Regions from separate parts of the Mus musculus genome. Here region 1 is linked to region 2. Evidence: chromatin contacts called from ENCODE Hi-C data. All regions are on one chromosome and are shown on one strand. Each heading gives the region's core, a stretch centred on a gene start or an enhancer-like site at or near the end of the contact. The rest is flanking DNA. Distances are from core to core; before and after follow the strand shown. Region 1 overlaps Miga1 (mitoguardin 1). Region 2 overlaps Mbnl1 (muscleblind like splicing factor 1).

The links. Hi-C counts contacts between places; a loop is a spot of excess contacts on that map.
Region 1: a loop to region 2 is called in a map of T-helper 2 cell, with 129 times the contacts of the local background. The contact joins two enhancer-like sites. A Hi-C loop is called at or near these places in 3 of 37 maps with a recorded cell type or tissue (T-helper 17 cell and T-helper 2 cell).

What each region holds. Positions count from the first base shown.
Region 1 is chr3:152,314,046-152,317,296 of GRCm38, reverse strand. The region is part of intron 7 of Miga1 (mitoguardin 1); the gene reads left to right. Among named protein-coding and RNA genes, the nearest start is that of Miga1, 25 kb to the left of the region's middle. Within about 2 kb of position 1,501, at least 1 of the 3 ENCODE cell types and tissues checked has a DNase peak (open chromatin) inside an H3K27ac peak, as active enhancers do.
Region 2 is chr3:60,579,299-60,582,199 of GRCm38, reverse strand. The region is part of intron 2 of Mbnl1 (muscleblind like splicing factor 1); the gene reads right to left. Among named protein-coding and RNA genes, the nearest start is that of Mbnl1, 80 kb to the right of the region's middle. Within about 2 kb of position 1,344, at least 1 of the 3 ENCODE cell types and tissues checked has a DNase peak (open chromatin) inside an H3K27ac peak, as active enhancers do.

The DNA of each region.
Region 1 (3,251 bases), core at 252-2,751, about 92 Mb before region 2:
TGCTGCTCTTGCAGAGAACTCAGGTTTCACTCTGAGTGCCCACGGAGCAACTGGCAACTCCAGCCACAGGGATCCCACGGCTGTCGCTGACTTTCCCCTGAGACAAGGTTTCTCTGTGTAGCCCTGGTTGTCCTGGAACTTGCTCTGTAGACCAGATTAGCCTCGAACTCACAGAGATCCATCTGCCTCTGCCTCTGCCTCTGCCTCTGCCTCTGCCTCTGCCTCTGCCTCTGCCTCTGCCTCTGCCTCTGCCTCTGCCTCTGCCTCTGCCTCTGCCTCCCGAGTACAAGAGTCCATCTTCTTATCAGTATACTGTGTTTCCTAACCACGTCTAAAACTGAGCATTATCTTTGAATAGAAAGGTTAACGATGAACTCTTTGTGGGCAGTGTGTCTGCAGGAAATCATCACTGCAGCAGTGTAAGGAAGCCTGGAAGCCACATACTATAAAAATAAGAATTAATTCTGGGTGTGATAATTCCTTGTGAGGATCTTCCTTTCTGGATTTGTTGTTGTTTTGTTGTTTTGTTTTTTTCTGTTTCAAAGCTGGGATCTAATGGGGCTTGTACATGCTGCTTAGCCAGTGAGCTCTCGAGATCTACCTGTCTCCTTTCCCCTCGTGCAAGGGTTATACGCACACGTCACCACACCTGGCTTTTATGTGGGGGCTGGGATCCAAACCCAAGCCTGTACAACAAGCACTGGACTCCTGAGGCCCTCCCCGTTTTCTTTCCCTTTCCCTTTCCCTTTCCCTTTCCCTTTCCCTTTCCCTTTCCCTTTCCCTTTCCCTTTCCCTTTCCCTTTCCCTCTTTCTTTCTTTCTTTCTTTCTTTCTTTCTTTCTTTCTTTCTTTCTTTCTTTCTTTCTTTCTTCCTTCCTTCCTTCCTTCCTTCCTTCCTTCCTTTCCTTCCTTCCTTCCTTCCTTCCTTTCTTAATTTCTTAATTTATTTTTTTTTAAGATTTATTTATTTAGTGCTTGTGAGTACACTGTAGCTGTCTTCAGACACACCAGCAGAGGGCATCAGATCCCATTACAGATGGTTGTGAGCCACCATGTGGTTGCTGGGAATTGAACTCAGGACCTCTGGAAGAGCAGTCAGTGCTCTTAACCACTGAGCCACACCCCCACACCTGTTTTTTTTTAATAATGGGAAGATTTTCTTCCTTCATATGTGTGTGGTGCAGGTGCTGGGGATTGAACCTGGATCCTCTAGAAGAGCAGCAGGCTCTCTTAGCCGCTGAGCCCTCCATGTTTCTAAACTCTTCTGTACCGACATCTGACCCTTGGCTTAGTTACAGCAGATGTGTAACCACATTTCATGGATGGACGTTATGTTTCCTCAATGAGATGAAGGCTTGGGTCAGTTCTTTCCTAACAGCATGGACATTTCCTACCTCTGAGGGGCTTCTTGTTGACTGTGCTGTTGTCACTAGAGGGCAGCACGCCTCCTCCCCAGTCTGTGCTGTTGAGTCACTAGAGGGCAGCACGCCTCCTCCCCAGTCCAGAGAGCAGTGGCTCGTCAGTGCCGCTCTGTGCTGCTGGCTGGACTGGGCTTAACCCGAAGCACACTTATGGCACATTTGAGAGAGGCCTTGAAAGGGTGTTCACAAAACACTGAATAGTAGTGAAACTTTCCGTTATTGTGGAAGGTCTTCCACTTCCTTGTGTCTAGATATTTGGGACAGTATTTATTTATATTTTCTGTTTTTCAGATTGGTAGCAATCATGATTTTGTAATTGTGAAAAGAACATTTTTGAGCTATGTCTCCCTGTGTATCTAGTGCTGGCTTTGAACTTTCTTTAGCTCAGGCTGGCTCAGTCTTCCAAATGCTTCAATTACAAGTGTGTGCCACAGTGTCTGGCCAGCTGTTATAATGTTTTGTTTGTTTGTTCAAGACAGGGTTTTTCTGTGTAGCTCTGGCTATTCTAGAGCTCACTCTGTAGCCCAAACTGGCCTTGAACTCATAGATCTGCTGGCCTCTGCCTACCGAGGGCTGGGATTAAAGGCATTAGGTATTTAAAAAAATATTTGTACTCACACATATGTGTGTACAAGTTGTATGTGTGTATGTGGGTGCGTGTGCATGTGGGTGCATGTGTATGTGGGTGCATGTGTATGTGGGTGTGTGTGGGTGCGTGTGTATGTATGTGTGTGCGTGCGTGTGCATGTGGGTGCATGTGTATGTGGGTGCGTGTGTATGTGTGTGCTTGTATATGTGGGTGCGTGTGTATGTGTGTGCTTGTGTATGTGGGTGCGTGTGTATGTGGGTGCGTGTGTATGTGGGTGCGTGTGTATGTGTGTGCTTGTGTATGTGGGTGCGTGTGTATGTGGGTGCGTGTGTATGTGGGTGCGTGTGTATGTGGGTGCGTGTGTATGTGTGTGCTTGTGTATGTGGGTGTGTGTATGTGGGTGCGTGTGTATGTGGGTGCATGTGTATGTGGGTGTGTGTGTATGTGGGTGCATGTGTATGTGGGTGCGTGTGTATGTGTGTGTGTGTGTATGTGGGTGCGTGTGTATGTGGGTGCTTGTGTATGTGGGTGCGTGTGTATGTGGGTGTGTGCATGTGGGTGCGTGTGTATGTGGGTGCGTGTGTATGTGGGTGCATGTGTATGTCGGTGTGTGTATGTAGGTGTGTGTATGTAGGTGCGTGTGTATGTGGGTGCGTGTGTATGTGGGTGCGTGTGTTTGTAGGGCAGGAGCGGCATCAGGTCTAGAGCTGAAGTTTAGGCAGCTGTGGGCCGCTTGACTGTAGAGTTGGGAAACAGATTGGGTCATCTGGATGAGAGCGAGAACATTTAACTGCTGAAACATTTCCCCATCCTTCTTATGTATTTTTAAAACTTAATTAAAAAAATATTGCAAAAACTTATTTCCCAATGTGCAGTTGGCCAAACCTTTTGAGTGTGGCTACAGTTGTACGTAGACACAGCTAGTGTAGTTTAGTAGTTATGAACATGAGCTTTGGAGCAGAACAAGCATAGGTTAATATCCCGCCTCTACCCACCTTCCTACCTCCGAGGCCTTTCCTTAGACAACTTAGTTTATATATAAGATGTAGGATTAGCCTGGAACGGCTAATTAGCCTGGAATGCCAGCCTGGGCGGCCACAGCAGGAAGAGACCACAATGCCAAGGCCTGCCTGGGCTTCCGTAGTAAGTTCAGGAACAGACTGGTCATCTTTGTGTTCCCTGGTCTCAGAAAGGGAACGGAGGGCTGGTGCTGCGGCTCAGGGCAGCTTGGCTAGCAGGAGC
Region 2 (2,901 bases), core at 95-2,594:
TACAAATTCTAGGACAGTTGTTTATTCATGGGCAGAGGTAGGAGAAGTATGCTGAATTTCAGAAGATTTCCATTCATCCCCACCCCTCTTTAGAGTTTTCAAACAGCACTTGAAATAAAGTGTAAATATGTACAAGGGCTCATATGGTTAAACTTTCTATCCCTTTAATATTACTCTAATTTTTCAATTGCATTCTAAATTTTTTATCTTAGAAAGATGCGTGAAATTTTATTTCATAAAATAAGTCACATAGCCCCCAACTCTTTCTCTCCAGACCCCCTTTTTCTCTCTTTCTCTCCTAAAGCAGAGCATTGTTTAAGGCTCACCTTAAGGTCCTTAGCCTAGAGTTACTGTTTCTAATGTCTCGAGTAAAGTGAAGAACAGTCATTTTGCTATTACTGCCATGTATAAATTTTAACTCTTTCCATTATCATATAAAGAGTCATCCTAATCCAAAATGTCTTTAAGACCTGCAGCTGTTTCCTTTGTGTGAAAAGGAGACACAAAGACAATCTTGGGGTTCAAGAGGTCTAAAATGTTTTATGGGTGCTGCCTTAGCTGGTTTATAGCACGTGGTCATCTTAAAGAAGATGGTGGTGCAGTCACATGGTGGCTACTATTTAGAAACATCTATTTTACTTAACAAGAGTTGAATATATATACATACATATTCATATATTCAATATGCATACATATATATACACACACATATACATACATATGTATGTGTGTGTGTGTTTTCCCTAAACATGTTGAATCCGAGCTACACATATAGTATCACAGAGAAAATTAAGATTACCTAGGTATAGTCTTGTTTTTTGTTTTTTGTTTTTTTTTTTAACGTATTAGCTTTTGGTTGCAAATTTTAAGCTAACTTTTGTTCCAAATTTTACAGAGTTTATATAATAGTTTTAAAATAATTTTTGAGAGCAAAGAGCAAAAAGCATAGAGATAAAAGATTTTCTAGAGTGGAAAGTAGAAAAAGCTTAGAGATAAGAGACTTTTGTCGAATATTTGCTTGTATGATGGCAAATGTTTTACAATATGTGGGAATTTGCAAATTGATTTGGCGCTACTGCACTAAACTAAGGTCACCTTTTTCAGCCAGACATCATGGCTTCATACAGTCTCTGGCTCCAAAGAGGAAAAGAGAAAAAGGAAAAATCAGGAACTCCACCAGAGGGAGGGTTCTAATTAGGAGGAAGCTGACAGACAGGAGGGACAGGGCTGCAAACAGGAACTCCACCCCAGAGGATGTCTGTATCACAGAGGTCAGGGAAGGTAAAGGAAGAAACAACGGGTTCTAGCAAGCTATGGAGAGAGACCACGCAGGCAGCTTCTAGCAGAGAGGAGGAAGCTCGGAGGGAGCCGAGAACATGCAGTGAAGGAGAAAGGCGTGAGGGAGAGGATAAGTGTTCTGTGCAACAAGAGCTTCAATCTGGGGCATGCTCAAATGCACTGAGAGATTTGTCAGAGAGAGAGATATCTCCAGTCACAGAGGAGAGGCATCCATTTTCTATATGACAGGGGCCCAGGAGGCTGAGAAGAATGGTTTTATAGTAATAGTAAGCTCCAGCAAGTCAACAGAGACAAAGCAGATAGTGCTGCAGTTAAATTTACTCAATAGAAGAGGACTGAGGAGGTGGAGGGAGAGAGAGCCTTTATTTGTGAAGGGCACCCAGGAGGGGGAAGCAGGCTCCAGGAGCCAGAGAGCTGCCCCGAATACCACAGCAGAAGTACAGAAGGTGAAAGGAAGAAGCAAGGAAGAGGAAGACTCTAGAATTAAATAAATAAAAACAAAACAGATACATGCGTATCTTAGGAGAGTCAAGTCTGCAGCTTCGTTTGCTTAGGAAAGGCAAGACCCCTTGAAAGGGAGGGATCCATTTGTGCTCCCACCCAGAGCTTTCAGGACCAGATGTATAAACTGAGGGTTTAGGCACTAGATTTATAAACTAAAGACTTGACTACTCCGAAGTGTTGTTGATGGAAAGACTTTAATTGTAGATACGAAGAAGGACACAGCCAAAGGCATCTGAAAGAGTCCAGACCACAAGAGGAACAGAGAGGGAGAGAGGGAAGCTGAAAGAGGGAAGCCCAGGAGTTGGAGTTTAAAGCAGGAGGTAGGATCAGAAGCGCTGAAAAGAGCCATGAATAGTTGTGCTGCTATACTGAAAGAGCCTAAAGGCCAGCACTGGTTTTGGTTGGTCAACAGTCAACACCCATTGGCCATTTGTCCCTTGACATTGACAGGAAATGGCTCCTTTGGTAGAGAGAATGAGCGCCATATTTTGGGAGAATGGAGCTTCCTAAAACCTGATACTATAAAGAGAAATGACTTTGCTACCCCTGCCACGTATAAATTTCAATTCTCTCCATTACGAACAGATACACTTTTAAAAAACAAAATTATGGGACTCAATGATTCTGTGTTTGTATCCATGCTCAGTAAAAGAAGCTAAAGTTTGTGATTCATTGAGATGACAGTAGAGACTGGCAATACTTTATTACCAATTTTCTAAATTTTCCTTGCCTACCAAAATAGAATTGGAATGAATTCCTCAGAATTTTCAAAATGTGCTCTACTATGAGCCTATGAGGTGGGGGTGGGAAGGGACAGACATTCAGCTCGCCTCGTGCAACTGTGTGCTATTTCTCATTGCTTCCAATTACGATGCCAACACCTCATTGGTCAATTTGCTTTTCTGGCTCTCACATATACTCTGTAACGCCCTGAAGTGTGTAAGGGTGTTTTCTTGGAGACTGTCATGGTGCTCATGCCTGGCCCATGCTTAACAGTATGCTATAAAAGCAAAACAATATCGACAAGAGCTAAAGGCAGCGAATAAGTGAGTCCTTCAAGGTGGTCAGCTCTCCTAGACTTCTGGAGCTAGATGAAAA